Linked DNA regions of Homo sapiens: regions 1 and 3 are each linked to region 2. The links are chromatin loops, found by intact Hi-C in ENCODE. Cell type or tissue: A673. All regions are shown on one strand. Links, peaks and the distances in the headings refer to the core of each region. The heading gives the core; the rest is flanking DNA.

Evidence for each region. A loop is a pair of places that touch in the nucleus more often than their neighbours do. Peaks named below come from ENCODE experiments on the same cell type or tissue, not always from the same donor. Only the 100,000 strongest peaks of a DNase experiment are listed, where the experiment ranks them.
Region 1: it touches region 2 in a loop (2.3-fold over the local background); 1 of 110 quality-filtered maps calls a loop at or near these places.
Region 3: it touches region 2 in a loop (5-fold over the local background); 1 of 110 quality-filtered maps calls a loop at or near these places.

The regions. Positions count from the first base shown.
Region 1 is chr13:39,764,989-39,767,488 of GRCh38, reverse strand. It overlaps a transcript of COG6 not described here. Among named protein-coding and RNA genes, the nearest start is that of MIR4305, 100 kb to the right of the region's middle. In A673, for the core only: a CTCF peak has its summit at 1,489 (motif pointing left); a DNase peak (open chromatin) is centred at 1,508.
Region 2 is chr13:39,048,899-39,060,174 of GRCh38, reverse strand. NHLRC3 (NHL repeat containing 3) reads right to left here. Exons shown (of 7, transcript NM_001012754.4): 7 at 10,066-11,276. LOC105370169 (a long non-coding RNA gene) reads right to left here and starts at 7,103. Exons shown (of 5, transcript NR_187783.1): 1 at 6,847-7,103. In A673, for the core only: a CTCF peak has its summit at 8,858; a DNase peak (open chromatin) is centred at 8,844.
Region 3 is chr13:39,368,441-39,370,940 of GRCh38, reverse strand. The region is part of intron 3 of LHFPL6 (LHFPL tetraspan subfamily member 6); the gene reads left to right. Among named protein-coding and RNA genes, the nearest start is that of LHFPL6, 230 kb to the left of the region's middle. In A673, for the core only: no CTCF peak of the experiment used is centred there; DNase peaks (open chromatin) are centred at 290, 700 and 1,430; H3K27ac peaks cover 2,500 bases.

The DNA of each region.
Region 1 (2,500 bases), core at 1-2,500, 720 kb before region 2:
AATGCCCCCAGTAAGAACTCCTGAAGGGGGAAAAATGTCACCTACTCACCTCCTTTAAAATATTTTCAAGAAAAAAATCCGTAATTTCTGACAATAACCTAAAACTCTCATTATCCCAAGAGCCTCAAGTGGTCATGCTTCACTTTGTTCTCAATTTCCTAACATGAGTACAATCTGGCAATTAGCACAACTTAGTCCGGAAGGAGCCAAATTATTTTTTGTCTCAAAACCCTCACACATTAAAATGTCAAGACTAATGAGTTATTTTCTTTTCTGTTGTAGAAAGCAGATAAACGTTAACAATCTGGTGTCAGTAAGTGTCACTAAGAAGACCCAAAATATGCAGAGTGCTTATTGTAGGCACTTTTTAGGCAAGGAGATGAAGGAAACAAATAGAGAAGGAAGGGGGTAGAGTTCCATACCCCAGCCCTAACCTGTACACAAAACACTGATCATACCCTATCACCCTTTAAAACAAGACATGTCAAGTCAACATTAGAGAGCTTAACTTCACCCTAACCAGCTTACGTGACTCATCTCTCCTGGTAAGCACCTGCCTTTAAATGCAGATTTTCACTTATATGCACAGATTTGTTTCTATGCATGATTAAATACTCTGTTGATTCTTCAGATAAGTTCAGAAGCGCAAAAAAGTAGGAGGATAAGCTTTTTAATTACAAGCAATTCAGCCTGGCAAATAGAACTCTCAACCTGTCCAAGTCCTGGACTTCCAAACCTTGCCAAGATCCCCATCTGCTTCTTCTGTGGGAGCTTGGGGAGGGGGTGCTGATTCAAGTTCCCACAGAAAGAATTAGAAAATCTTGGACCAAATGCTTAGTTCTAACAAATAAAGAGCCTCAGTTCTGGATAAAAGTCAAATTGTTAAGATATTCCACTGCTCTGGTTTTGGGATGGGGTTAGGAGGGAGTATGGGATGGGGTTAGGAGGGAGTATGGGATGGGGTAGGATGGGGAAATGACAGAACCAGATTTCAGCTCATCTTGATGAAATTTGGAGTTACAAAGGCTACTCTTGTTCCCCCAGGTTTTTTTGGGAATGGGCCAGGGGTGACTGGATGCCCAGAATCCTCTGAGTGGCTCTCCCTACTCCACCTCCATGCCCAGTTTCCTTGAGTGCCAGGATACTCCAGAAGCCTCTGAATGGAAGCCCCTGAAATGTTATGAAACAGAAATTGGCAACCCTTTCCTTTCAAGTTGCCAAGTGGGAGAAGTATTGGTAGGTGGTGGAGGAACAGGGAAGGTGAATGCAATGTGTTAGCTGGGAGTCATGACTCAACATGTAAGGTGTCCCCAACTGTGTAGCCACTGCTCAACTGACAGGCAGATGGAGGGGCAGATGGGCGAGAAGGGTGGAGACAGAGGCAGTACTGGGGAGAGGGTCCAGAAGCCAGAAGTGGCTGGATGGCAGCTGCTGAGTCTCAGCCAGGCTGGCACAGTTATCAGGAAGCCTGGAGTGCCACCCTCTGGTAAGTGAGCCAAGGGTTGGGTTGCTAAATCCTGTAACAGAACCCTCCCTACAGGCACTTGGCATTTGAGCCTTAATGGTTTTGGCACTTGGCCTAATTGCTCAGAATATGTGCTCGGTTAGAGAGTAATTCCTTCATTACACTCAGTAAGTATCTGCACACAGCACAGAAGCTGTGATATTTTTATTCCAGTAATTCCTTTGCCGACCACCAAAATTCTATGAAACCTTAGGCTATTGGATATAAACCAAACTCAGAGTTTTACATTAAGTTTAGGCTCCAGATTATGAATAATTTTTAAAGCAGGATGTCTACCCAGTAAGAAAACTGCTTTATTTTGTTCAAGAAACCACCTAGAAGGAAAGTTGCAACATACAGTTAAAAAAAGGATTCACATTTTATCTTAAAACACCAAAAGCTGGAAATCAATCTGACATACTTGCTTAAACTTGTTAATGTGATTGAGTACCATAACACATTTTGGGATTAAGGTCATTTCAGTGAGTGAAATAAGATTATTTCTAGTATATGAGATATCTAGATCTTTCAGAGATTAAAGTCATATGCTAGTATTCAAAAATCAGCTAGAACCAACAGAATCCCACTCACCCAATCCAGGGTCTGGGAGAGAAGGATAAGTGAACAATATGAATAGGGCCTCAATATGCTGTGAGGATTTGCTTAATTTACCATGGGATCAAAGCAAATGGAACTGCCAGTAATTCATATATCCGTGATTGGCTTAATTGGTAAGTCTACAGTTAATTTTTATAAACTGTGGAATAGGAGACAGAAAGAGAGAGATATCAGAGGGCATGGCAGAAGGAAGTCTCTTAGCGACTCTTTTTTAAGGAACAAATTTGATTGCCTTATTTCCTTGCTAAAAACTTTAATAGCAAAAATGCAAATAACATACTTCTAAGTAACACATAGTTCAAAGAAGAAATCATAATAGATAGAATTTATATATCTAGAAATAGCGTAAAAACATATAAAGCAAAAACTGACAAAACT
Region 2 (11,276 bases), core at 7,694-10,193:
GCAGGCGCATCACCTGAGGTTGGGAGTTCGAGACCAGCCTGACCAACAAGGGGAAACCCTGTCTCTGCTAAAAATACAAAATTAGCCTGGTGTGGTGACACCTGGGCAACAAGAGTGAAACTCCGTCTCAAAAAAAAAAAAAAAAAAAAAAGCCACATAACAATATTGGAGGACCTCACCCCACTGACAGTGTTACACTATCAAGGCAAAAAACTAACAAATACATTCTGGACTTAAACCTGACACATGACCAATTGTACCTAATAGACATGTACAAAATACTACACCCAACAACCACAGAATATACATTCTTCCCAACTGCACAGGAAACACACTCTTAAGATTAACCATATTTGGTTATAAAGCAAGTCTCAGTACCTTTTAAAAAATTAAAATCATACCAACCATACTCTCCAATGACCGTGCAATAAAAATATAAATCAATACCAAGAAGCCCTCTTAAAACCACATAATACATGGAAATTAAACGACTTACTCCTGAATGACTTTTGGGTAAATAATAAAATTAAGGCAGAAATAAAAAATTTCTCAAAAATTAATAAAAACAGAGACACAACATACCAAAATCTCTGGGATGCAATGAAAGCAGTGATAAGAGAAAAGTTTACAGTACAAAATACCTATATCAAGAAGTTAGAAAGATATCAAATTAATAATCAAACATTGCCCCCAGAAGAACTAGAAAAACAGGAACCTCAATGCTAGCAGAAGAAAACTAAAATCAGAGCAGAACTGAATGAAGTTGAGATGCAAAAATACACACAAAAGATCAATGAAACCAAAAGTTAGTTTTTTGAAAGGATAAACAAGATTGATACACTGCTGTCTAGATTAATAAAAAGAGTAACAATACAAATAAGTAGAATCAGAAAAGACAAAGATGACATTACCACTGATCCCACAGAAATACAAAAGATCCTCAGAGACTAACTACTAAAACATCTCCATGTACTCAAACTAGAAAATCTAGAAGACAGCCTGTGCAACACAGTGAGAACCCATCTTAACAAAATATTAAAAAGTTAGCCTGGCATGGTGGCATGCACCTATAATCCCAGCTACTGAGGAGGCCAAGGCAGGAGAATCACTTGAACCTAGGAGGCGGAGGTTGCGGTGACCCAAGATCGCGCCGCTGCACTCTAGTCTGAGTGACAGAATGAGGTTCTGTTTCAAAATAAATAAATAAATAACTGAAGGAAAAGGAAGGAGGGTAGGGGGGAAGGGAAGGAAAGAAGGAGAGAGAGAAAGAAAGAGAGAAAGAGAGAGAGAGAGAGAAAGAAAGAGAAATAGAGAAAGGAAAGGAAGAAAGGAAAAGAAAACAAAATCTGGAAGCAATGGAAAAATTTCTGGAAACACACAACTTCCCAAGATTGAACGAATAAACTGAAACCCTGAGAAGACCAATAATGAGTGCTAAAATTGAATTAGTAATAAAAATCCTACCAACCAAAAAAAGTCCTGGACCAGATGGATTCACAGCTGAATAATATCAGACGTACAAGGATGAGCTGGTATCAATCCTACTGAAACTATTCCAAAAAAAATCAAGGAGGAAGGACTCTTCCCTAATTCATTTTACAAAACCAGCATCATCTTGATGCCAAAAATCTGGCAGAGACACAATGAAAAAAGAAAACTGCAGGCCAATATCCCTGATGAACACAGATGCAACAGCCCTCAACAAAATACTAACAAACCAAATCCAGCAGCACATCAAAAAGTTAATTCACCATGATCAACCAGACTTTATTTATGGGATGCAAGGATAGTTCAACACACACAAGTAAATAAATGTGATTCACCACATAAACAGGATTAAAAACAAAAACTATGTGATCATCTCCATAGACCAAAAAAAAAAAAAAAAAAAAGCCTTCAATAAAATCCAACATCCCTTCACAATAAAAGCCTTCAACAAACTAGGCACTGAAAGAACATACCTCAAAATAATAAGAGCCAGCTATGACAAACTCATGGCCAACATCATACTTAATGGGCAAATGTTGGAAGCATTTTGCCTAAGAATTGGAATAAGACAAGAATGTCCACTCTCACCACTCCTATTCAACCCAGTACTGGGAGTCCTAGCCAGAGAAATCAGGCAAGAGAAAGAAATAAAAGTCACAGAAATAGGAAATAAAAGAAGCCAAACTATCTCTCTTCCCTGATGATATGATTCTATACTGAGAAAATGCCAAAGCCTCCACCAAAGCCTCTAAGAATTGATAAACAATTTCAGTGAAGTTTCATTATACAAAATCTGTGTACAAAAATTAGTAGCATTTCTATACACCAATAATGTTCAAGCTAAGAGCCAAATCAAGAACACAATCCTATTTACAATAGCCTCAAAAAGAATACAATACCTAGGAATGCATCTAACCAAGGAGGTGAGAGACCACTAGAAGAACAACAAGTGCACTGAAATAAATCAGTAATGACACAAACAAATGGAAAAACATTCCATACTCGAGGATGGGAAGAATCAACATCATTAAAATGGCCATATTGCCCAAAGCAATGTATAGATTCAACACCATTCCTATTAGAGCACCAAGATCATTTTTCACAGAATTGGAAAAAACTATTCTAAAATTCATATGGAACCAAAAAACAGCCTGAATAGCCAACACAATCCTAAGCAAAAAGTACAAAGTGGGGGGGCATCACATTACCTGACTTCAAACAATATTATAAGGCTACAATAACCAAAACAGCACGGTACTGTTATAAAAATAGACACATAGACCAATGGAACAGAGTAGGAAACCCAGAAATAAAGCTGCACACCTGTGACCATATGATCTTTGACAAAGTCAACAAAATAAGCAATGAAGAAAGGACTCTCTACTCAATAAATGATGCTGGTATAACTGGCTACCCATATAGAGAAGAATGAAAGTAGACCCCTATCTATCACCATATGTAAAAATTAACTCAAGATGCATTAAGGACTTAAATATAAGACCTCAAACCATAACATTTCTTGAGGAAAACCTAGGAAATACCCTTCTCAATACTGGCCTTGACAAAGAATTTACAGTTGTCTTCATAAACAATTGCAACAAAAACAAAAATTGACAAGTAGGACCTAATTAAACTAAAGAGCTTTTGCAAAGCAAAAGAAACTATCAACAGAGTAAACAGACAACCTACAGAATGGGAGAAAACACTCAAACTATGCACCTGAAAATAGCCTAATGTCCACAATCTATAAGGAACTAAATCAATAAGCAAAAAACAAATAGCCCTGTTAAAAAGTGGGCAAAGGATATGAACAGACACTTCTCAAAAGAAGACATACAAGTGGCCAACAAACAAATGGAAAAATGCTCATCATCACTAATCATTAGATAAATGCAAATCAATCTCACACACGTCAGAATAGCTTTTGTTAAACCGTCAAAAATAACAAATGCTGGTGGGGTTGCAGAGAAAAGGGAACACTAATACACTGTTGGTGGGAATATATTAGTTCATCCACTGTGGAGAGCAGTTGGAAGACTTCTTTTTTGTTTTGTTTTGTTTTTTTAGACAGAGTCTCGCTCTGTTGCCAGGCTGGAGTGCATCGGCGCGGTCTTGGCTCACTGCAACCTCCGACTCCCTAGTTCAAGTGATTCTCCTGCCTCAGCCTCCCAAGTAGCTGGGATTACAGGAATGCACCACCACGCCTAGCTAATTTTTTTTTTTTTTGTATGGAAGACTTCTTATGGAACTAAGAGCTGAACTAGCATTTGACCCAGCAATCCTATTACTGGGTATATAACCTAAGAAAAATAAATCATTCTACCAAAAAGGCACATGCATCCATGTTCACTGCAGCACTATTCACAATAGCAAAGACATGGGATCAACCTAGATACCCTTCAATGTTGGACTGGATAAAGAAAACATGGTACACATACACCAAGGAATACTATGCAGCCATAAAAAAGAGTGAAGTCATGCTGTTTGCAGCAATATGGATGCAGCTTGAGGCCAGTATCCTAAGTGAGAGAATACAGAAAGAGAAAACCAAATACCACATGTTCTCACAAGTCGGAGCTAAACAATGGGTACACACAGACATAAAGATGGGAACAACAGACACTGAAGAATATAAGAGGGAGGGGGTTGGGAGAGGGAGAGGGCTGAAAAAGTACATATTAGGTATTACCCTTACATCCTGGATGACAGGTTCAATTATACTCCAAACATTAGCATCATGCAATATACCTTTGTAACAAATCTGTATATGTAGCCCCCCAGAATCTAAAAGTTGAAAATATATATAAACAAGTAAAATAAAAGGCATGATTTTGATACATAATTGCACTAATCTATTTAATAATATAGTCCATTAAAAATCACTTTTATTGCTATTGTTGATAACCAAAGTTTCTTCTGATATCTATAATTTGTGGAAGACTATGGAAACTTTTCAAGTTGAGCCAAAAAAAAAAAGAAAAGAAAAAACAAGAGCTTGTTTTTTCCAAAGAATGGATAAGATTTCATTAAATGAGAATTATTTATATTTCCTTCTTTGCCACAGCTACAAGAAAACTCCAAATTAACTTAATATTTTATTGCTGTAACTATTACTAATCCAGGTTTCCAATAAATGTACTTTCTATAAAATGTTTGTTTGACATTACTTTTTCTATTTTAATGTATTCTTTTATTGTAAGGAAACTCAATTTCCTTTTGGAGATGGAAGAAACATAATTAGTAAATTGTATAAATAGAACTCTACTGCCCTTTGTGTTTCAAGAATAGAAGTTCCAAGCAAGACATCATGATTAAAATGTTTTCCAATAACATAAGAAAAATAATCTGTAACATTCATTACATCAACATATTGTCTACATCAATGTCAAAAGCCAGTTAATAAAATTAAGTATTCTTAATAAAACTCTAAGAGACAAAGAACTGAAATATGAAAATTACCAAAACTTAATAGCAAATATCGTATTATTAATAATTGGTGTAGTGCAAACATTTCCATTAAAATCAGAAATAAGATAAGGATATCCCCCTATCATTCAACATTGTTTTAAATAGTGTAGCTAATGTAATAAAATTTTGAAAATCAAACAAGCAATACAAATATTGAAAGATGTATAGTTTTTTTCAGTGCTCCACCCACAAAATCCAAATGTCCATAATAGCTAATTAAAATAATTAAGGTTAATTGTTAAATTAACTCATTAAATTATTAAATTAAATTAATTAAGGTTAATATATTATATATAAAACAAATTGATTCCTTTTCTCTATACCTCCAATAACTAAATAGAAATGGGGAAAAATCCTACTCTAGTATCGGTAATAAATGCATGGAATAAATTTGATACAGGAATCTAAATTTGTCACGAGAAAAAGGCACAGCATCTATTTTTTTAAAAAAACTTGTAAAATCTTAAAGGACATAAGACATTGGAATGACATATTCCTGGATACAGAATCTTAAAACAATAAAAATATCCATCTTTCTCAAATTAATGCAGTTTAACTCAGTATTACATTTCTTAGGAATGCTTTCACCTGCAAGAAAACATTCAACTAACAGTGGCTTTAGTCACATTTAATTATCTCCCATAAAAAGAAGTCTGGAGAAAGGAAATACAAGGACAATGTAGTGGTTCCCTAACATGCTAAAAACCCAGGCTCCTATCTTTCTGCCTTAAGATTGCTGCTTTGTGGCTTCATGGTTCTGAGACGGCTACTGCAACTTCAGGCATCACTTCCAAGTTCAAGGCAGGGAAGAAATGGATAAAGGAGTGATGCTGCTATTTTTTAAAATCAAAAAAGCAAATGCTTTTCTAGAAGTCTACCAGTAGACTTCCAATTATGGTCAGAGCCACGTCACAGAGCTACCTCTAGTTGCTAGCAGGCTGAGGAAGTGAGCACCCAGCTCTTCCAGTCGTTACAGTAGTGGAAGGAAAGGCAGAAGAACACTGAAAATGGGTATTTGCTTAACCAACTAAGTGTTAATGTATACCATAAATGTTAACCAAAATCCCATTTTTCCTCTCAATTTCCTCTGTCTCTCCAACTAGAATATAAATTGCAGAAGGTGGGAGTCTTTACCTTGATCATAAATTACTTGTTGGATAAACAGCATTAATGCCAACTAAAAATAGCCATGTTTTTTAAAATGGCATTTCTAAATGATAGATGCTTTAGTATATTACAGCCTTACCTTTAATTTTCAATACTGTGACTAAACACAGAATTATATAATAGGGAAGTTCATGTGGTCTCACCATTCTCCCAAACCCTGCCCAAAGGTGGTAGCATGACTGCCATTGTCTGATTGAAACACCACACGTGAATCTCTTAAGGTTTGTTGAGTGCTTATTGCATGTCAGAGACAGGGCTTAATGCTTTACATGCATGATCTTATTTGTATTCACAATAATTCCATAAGGAAAATACTAGTATTCCCATTTCACAAATGAGCAAAAAAATGAGGCATAGCTCAAAACAATACAAATTAGTTGCAGGGCGTGGATTAGAACGTAGGTCAACCTAACTCTGGATTCCAAGCTGTGAAACACCAAGCTTTACCACATCCACTGCTACAGCCCATTCCACTGCTAGAGGAGGGTTCTTTTATTGGGCTGATCCAATGGACCACTCTATTATTTGTACTCATTGTCTTAGTTCTGGAGGAAAGTGCAGAATTCTATTCACTCTACTACATGATCACCCTCTGAGACTTCAGAATTATTTCCAAACACTGTTATTTTGGTTACCTGCTTGTATTAGTCAGGGTTGTCTACAGAGACAGGATGAATAGGATAGATGGATATATGAAAGGGAGTTTAAGGAGTACTGACTCACATGATCCACAAGGTAAAGTCCCATAACAGGCCACCTGCAAGCTGCGGAGCAAGAAAGCCAGTCCGAGTTCCAAAACCTCAAAAGTAGGGAAGCTGAAAGTGCAGCCTTCAGTCTGTGGCAGAAGGTCTGAGAGCCCCTGGCAAACCACTGGTGTAAGTCCAAACGTCCAAAAGCTAAAGAACTTGCAGTCCAATGTTCAAGGGCAGGAAGCATCCAGCATGGGAGAAAGATGAAGACCAGAAGACTCAGCCAGTCTCATCCTTCCACGTTCCTCTGCTTGCTTTTATTCTAGCCACGCTGGCAGCTGATTAGATGGTGCCCACTCAGATTGAGGGTGGGGCTGCCTCTCACAGTCCATTGATTCAAATGTTAATCTCCTTCGGCAACCCTCTCACAGACACACCCAGGAACAATACTTTGCATCCTTCAATCCAACCAAGCTGACACTCAATATTAACCATCACACTGCTTTTGGGTTAAACAGTTTATAGGATGCCCCCTTAAAATGTAGTAGCCAAAGGAAACAACACCACGGAGCTATTTACTAGATATATAGACTATCTTGTCGATTAAACTGCCATTAAATCTACACTTCAATGTTGTCTAAGATTGCAACATTTTTCTTAACAAGGCTTGTAATATTTTTGGCCAACAAACTTTCCAAAACTTTTTCAAATAATTTGTTGCCAAACCAGGTGTCCTCCGATGAGGACTTAACGTTTAGCCATGTTGTTTCAACTGTCTTGATCCAGTTCTTCTGACCTAGTTGGGCATAATGCCCTTTAGATGCACATTTATATTTACACATATGCACACAGACTGCACAAACGTAACCCCCATACGCTCCACACAAAACTGAATACATTTACCTCAATTAATGTTGATTAAAAACAAACGTACATATAGTTAGTTCCTTCATCCCTTTAGTTAAGTAAAAATAAGTATTTCAGTTCAATACAGGAAGCATCAAAATATTTAAATACTTCTTTATACACACTGTGAAGAAAAATGTTATAAAAACATTTAACTGGTGATTGTGACAATTTGTATATAAATGTCGTATTGTAAAAAAAAATTTCTAACACATATTACAGTAACTAATTCTCACTAGGAACAAATCTGAGAATCTGCACCATGCAACTAAAATTTTCTTCCTTTGATAAAGCGGCTGAAAATTGAGAAGCAAGTTTATAATATCAATTTGTTGTGACTCACGCAAATTAATCTATTAAATTAATTTAAATTAAAATTAATTTATTTAAATGTAACTCATGTAGGACATGCTTGTTTTAATGTTACAGTGAGTTTTTTATTTATGAATTACATAGAAGCAGAATTAAGTCATATTACTTCATTGTTTACAATGGAAAAAATAAGTTTTAAGTAGTGTTATTTTTCATTGCTCAAATTCTATTCAATTCTTATACACCAAAGGAGCATCTACATGTCATTTAGCGTTTAGAGGATTAATTTATAAACTCATGGATTCCAGAGTAGCTGATGAAGAAATGACCTAAGAGTCTTTATAAAAAACTTATTTTTCTTATTTGTAAAGTAGCAACCACAAGGTGAAATTGTTTTTTTTTTTTATACAACAGCAACAACGACAACAAAAAACAACTACTAGGGAGAAAAAAGAATGATTCCCCACTAATACAAATTCATTCTCTATTGTACTAAACTCACACATTCAGATTATAGTTTCACCTTCATTTAAAATAAGTTAATTCACTTCTGGCTGTTAGTCTGAATTACTGAAAAGGTTTAAACTTTTTTTTTAATTGTGGACAAGTCCAATTAACCAGTAAAAAATTTCCAACAATGCTTGGAAAATGTTTCACCCATAAAGCAATTTCCTTAAGATGTAAGCAAGTGGCAGAAAAAAGAAAAACAATGAAAGTATGGTGAACACTGTAGCTTCAATTAAAAAAAAAAACAACCAAAGTATGAAGTTTAGCCCATGTTTGATTTCAAGAAATGCTTATAAGCAGAACGCTACTGACCTCTTGTGTATCAAGAATGTAACATAACACAAGTGCCAAAAATGGTATCTCCTAAAACTACTAAAAGACAAGGTTTAAGTAGCTTGTTTTCCCAACCAGGTAGGGAACTATTAGAGCAGAGGACACTTGACTGAGTGCTTTTATATGTTTGTTGTCTCAAAACTTTTTACTGAATCAATAAAGATGATTATTTTGATTTTTTATTGTTGCTGAAAATATATAGCAGAGAATACAACAAATTAAAGTAATAAATTTAGGACTTTTAAAAACTCTCATTTATTTTGGTAAGCCTAAAAAGCAAAAATTTGAGTTTCCATTTTAATGCTGACTATCCAATCTGTCCTGTTTTCAAATGCAAAAGTGCTTAAAAACAGCAAAGGCAAAACAAAATAGGACTTTATTGCCGTAGCCTTACACTACATTGCTTGAAGCAGTCTTTTAATCTGTTAAGTGACCTAAGAACAAAGTCCTAGCACTTTGGGAGGCGGAGGCGGGCGTATCACGAGGTCAGGAGATCAAGACCATCCTGGCTAACACGGTGAAACCCCATTTCCGCTAAAAATACAAAAAAAAAAAAATTAGCCGGGTGTGGTGACGGGCGCCTGTAGTCCCAGCTACTCGGGAGGCTGAGGCAGGAGAATGGCATGAACCCGGGAGGCGGGGCTTGCAGTGAGCCGAGATGGCGCCACTGCACTCCAGCCTGGTCGACCGAGCGAGCGAGACTCCTGCGCTCCAGCCTGGGCGACCAAGCGAGACTCTGTCTCAAAAAAAAAAAAAAAAAAAAAAATTCGTGGTAAATCTCTGTTCACCATCAGATTTCATCCAAGTTTTCTCTGATCGATAAATATTCCACTTGAAAGACCCAATCTGATGGTACAGGTAGGGAAAGATAGAGCTAAATCTATAGCCTTTGGTTTTCTAATTTAGAACACTTTCTCCCCTCCCCACTCCAAGAATAGACCTAAAAAGTAGAAGTATAAAGATGTTCCACTTTTAATGCAGAAATGTAGACAATTAGCTAGTTATTACTGTCAGTTGTACCCTCCCACCACCTCAAAACAAGCTACATTCTTTAAATGTTCTAAGCAACTTCTAGTCATATTTATGCACATCAGCTTACACGCTATATGTGTGAAAAGTGGGATATTCTTTCAGCATCAACTTGTGATTTCATAATTGCTGAAATTCTTTAAAGGAATAAAAAGTTATAGACTGCTTTTGTGACAATAAAATCAAACTTTAATTGGGGAGCCAGATAATATTGCCTTTTCTTTCCAAAATTTTAATTTATACTTTTTAGTAAAAAACATAACACATTTCTCATTCATTTAACCAATTAATCCAAAGGAAAAAAGTGAAGTACTATAATCACAGGTACACTAACAAACACTTTTACAAAGACATTCAGAAATATTTGCAGCAGGTTTTATAAGACTCTGATATAAAACAAAGTAAAATAAAACGTTTTGAAATGGCAAAATCGGTTTACCTAGCCTGAATTGCTTCAAAGAGGCATTTGCACTTCTTGTCCTGGCTTAATAAAACAAAGTAAAATAAAACATTTTGAAATTTCAAAATCAGTTTAGCCTAAATTGCTTCAAAGAGGCATTTGCACTTCTTGTCCTGGCTTAAAAACAAACCCTGAAATTACTTTCTTTTATCCAAATCAATTGACCATATTAATCTGCATAAAGTCTATGAGGATACGTTTTGATAAATGCTATAAACACAAAATTAAGGCAAATCTGATAGTTATTGTCAAATAAATAGCACATTTAGAAGGGCCTTTGTTAATAAAATGCCTCTAATGTATCCAGAGGTATAGATTTCAAAGGGCAAGTCTGTACCTGTTGCACATCTGATTCTCACAGCATTCATGAAAGAGGAGACAATGATATTCCCATTTCACTGAAAACTAAGGTGACTTGTTTAAGGTCATACAGTCCGATCAGTGGCACCAACACATTTACCAATGGCCTTGGAATACAGAGTACAGGGCTTCCTGTTGGTAGATTTACCTTCCTAACCTCACGGAGATGTGATCCAAGTATCAAAACAAGTGTGAGTCCCTTCAGGTCTGGAAAATACTCCAGCCATAACAGGTGAAGAGGAAAGTCAGCTCAAGATTTGTCATATGCTACACAATTTACAGTAAAACACTGGGAAAAGCAGGAAGCTGATGTGAGGAAGGGTGAAGAATGATTTGAAAGATTACAAAATGGCAAAGTTCCTCCAAAACCTATAATAAGCTAAAACAAACTGGAAAAAAAAAAAAAAAGGTCTTAATTGGGAAGCCAATATTCACACCAAAGGAGGGAGTGGGAGGAGAAGATGTAGGAGGAAAGCAGGAAATTATCATCTTAACAGCTCAAAGGATTTGGCACATATCCATGTTATCTAAATAATCTTGAAATTTCTTTGAGGTAG
Region 3 (2,500 bases), core at 1-2,500, 320 kb before region 2:
TTTGCAATTTCTGGCTAGGTCAGCTGGGTAAAAATGCAAACAAAAGTATAATTTTTTAAAAAAATTTTGAGCTCTTGGTGTTAGTGGATGCTTCTCAAGCAAGAGAACCTGCTATTGGTCTCTGTGACATTCAATATGACTCGCTTCATTTTGTCCAGAAGTTAGAAAGCTCCTATGACTCCTGTGGACTTTTCGGGTTGCTTCATGCTCAGGCAGGCCAGGCAGCTCTGTGCAGTTTCTGCAGGCATCTGCGTTGTGTGCCAGAGCAGGGTTCTCCTGACTCAAGCAGCAAGTGTTTGCAGAGAGCGGCAGTTAAAGTGTCTGTCACTCAGCTCAGGAAGAGACTCCTAACACTTGATGCACTGGTCATTGCTTAGAGTAAATGGATTATTCCATTTTGAGATTGCTATTTGGGAGGTTGGTTAATAGTAAGGTATTGAACATGCATTGAAATGTAGGCAAATTTAAGGCCGTTAATGCAGCAATGATGTCCTACCTCCCAAATGACTATTAACTGAATATTTTCTAAACTTTTGACACTTAAATCCAAGTCACTGGAAGTCATTTAGAAGGTCCAGCATGAGCCTGGATTTCCTCACCCAGAGCTCTAGCACAGAATCACAGGAAAGCCAAGCAGCTGCTGTGAATTCAACAAAGACCCAAATTGTATAGGAACCCATGGGGGCACTCAGGAACTTGGCTCCAAATGATGCAGGGAAACTTCCGCGTCCAAGGGAGCCCACCCTGGCCAGTGATGACATGACTGAGCAAAGTGTTCAGGCACCCGCAAGGCAACAATAATAAGCTTTTCTGGTCACTCAGCCTTTCTTAGGGGCCTCTTTCCATCAGATGAAGAGTTTTCTGCCTTTACTCTAGAAGTAGGGAGAATGCCACATTTTTTCAGGGATGTTCATTCAACCTGCCCATTCCAGTAGGTTCCACGTTTTCAAAATCAGAGCCAGAACATTTCTATTTTATAACTTAGTAAACACCTCTTGTCCTGCTTTGGGAAAAAGGACCCCACTCTGTACAATCATAGATTCAATTTGATCTGTTTCCCTAAACACAGTTTTGCAGATCCCAGATGAACCTGTGGGATAGGATTTTTCAACTTCGGTGCCTAGCTTGGTGTTTGGTGTTCAATAGATTCACTTACTTCCTCAAGCAAATATTTATTAAGCACATTCTAGGCAACAAAAGTTGTGCCACAAACAAAATTGTGAAGAAGATAGACATAATTCTTACTGGCATGCCATATATCTGCCATCTATTGAATGGTTAAAAAATTAGGAGGGAGAATGAGAGGAAAGGAAAGGGGGAAGGAAGGGAGGGAGAGAGGGAGGAAGGAAGGAAGGAAGGAAGGAAGGAAGGAAACCTACTATGAATTTTTGATCACAGAAACAGCAGCTGCCATCATGTTTCTGTATATATTTGGCCACTGATATCCTACCAAGAATCATGGCATCACTTTTTAAGGGACTAATGGCCTAACCACCTCCCAAAAAAAAATTTAAAAACCAAGTCAGGGTAATCATTTAAAGAACCAGATACCCTGATAGGTGGAAAAAAAATTGCTCTACATTCTTTTTTTCTCAAGTCTATTTTGGCTTGGTTATTTCAGTGTGGATCATTCCTACTCTTTTATTTATGCCTTTGTAAAGCTTCATTCAGTGGCTTGCAGAGATTTATAGCAGGGAAATTCAAGCAATTGTGGGAAAAAGGAAATCTCTTAGAAAACCTGTGGGAAATAAGATTTCTTGAGATATGGTTACAAAACTATTGGGGAGAATATGCTAGTCTCTCTTTTAAAGATTCTTCTTTTTTTTTTTTTTTCAGTGTTGTCCTTTTATTAGTTTAAAAAAAAAAAGACGTACCTGAGTTTGCCTTTTCAGATGTAAAGTACTTAAGGACATTTAGGAAATTGAGCTGTTTCATTCTAATTATTTTTTGTATTATGTGTTCTCAACCATTATATTCTTTCCCATCATTTCAGCCAGAATATATAAAATATAAAACAGAAAGAAGCCCCTTTTTATCATTAGTGGCTCTGTTGTCAAATAGTCATTCCTGAGACCTGTGGACATTTATAGAATGCTGTTGCCATTTTAATAAGAAATCAAGACTGAAATAATTTTTTTGTTCTTTCTGGTTTTGTTGTTGCATTGCAATTGTTTTATGTCACAGTTATTGATTATTCATTGCAGTCATTAATGATGCCTGTCTCTTTTTATTCTCTCACTTCTAATTTGTGCCCTTTCTAAAGATCATAAATCATTTTAAAATCATGCTATGAAGGAACAATCTTCAGTCCTTTTTTCTGAGGATTTTGTGTCTTTTTTGATGTTGTTATTGTTGTTGTTGAGACGGAGTCTCACTCTGTTGCCAGGCTGGAGTGCAGTGGCGTGATCTTGGCTCACTGCAACCTCCACCTTTCAGGTTCAAGAGATTCTCCTGCCTCAGCCTCCAGAGTTGCTGGGACTACAGGCGTGCACCACCAGAC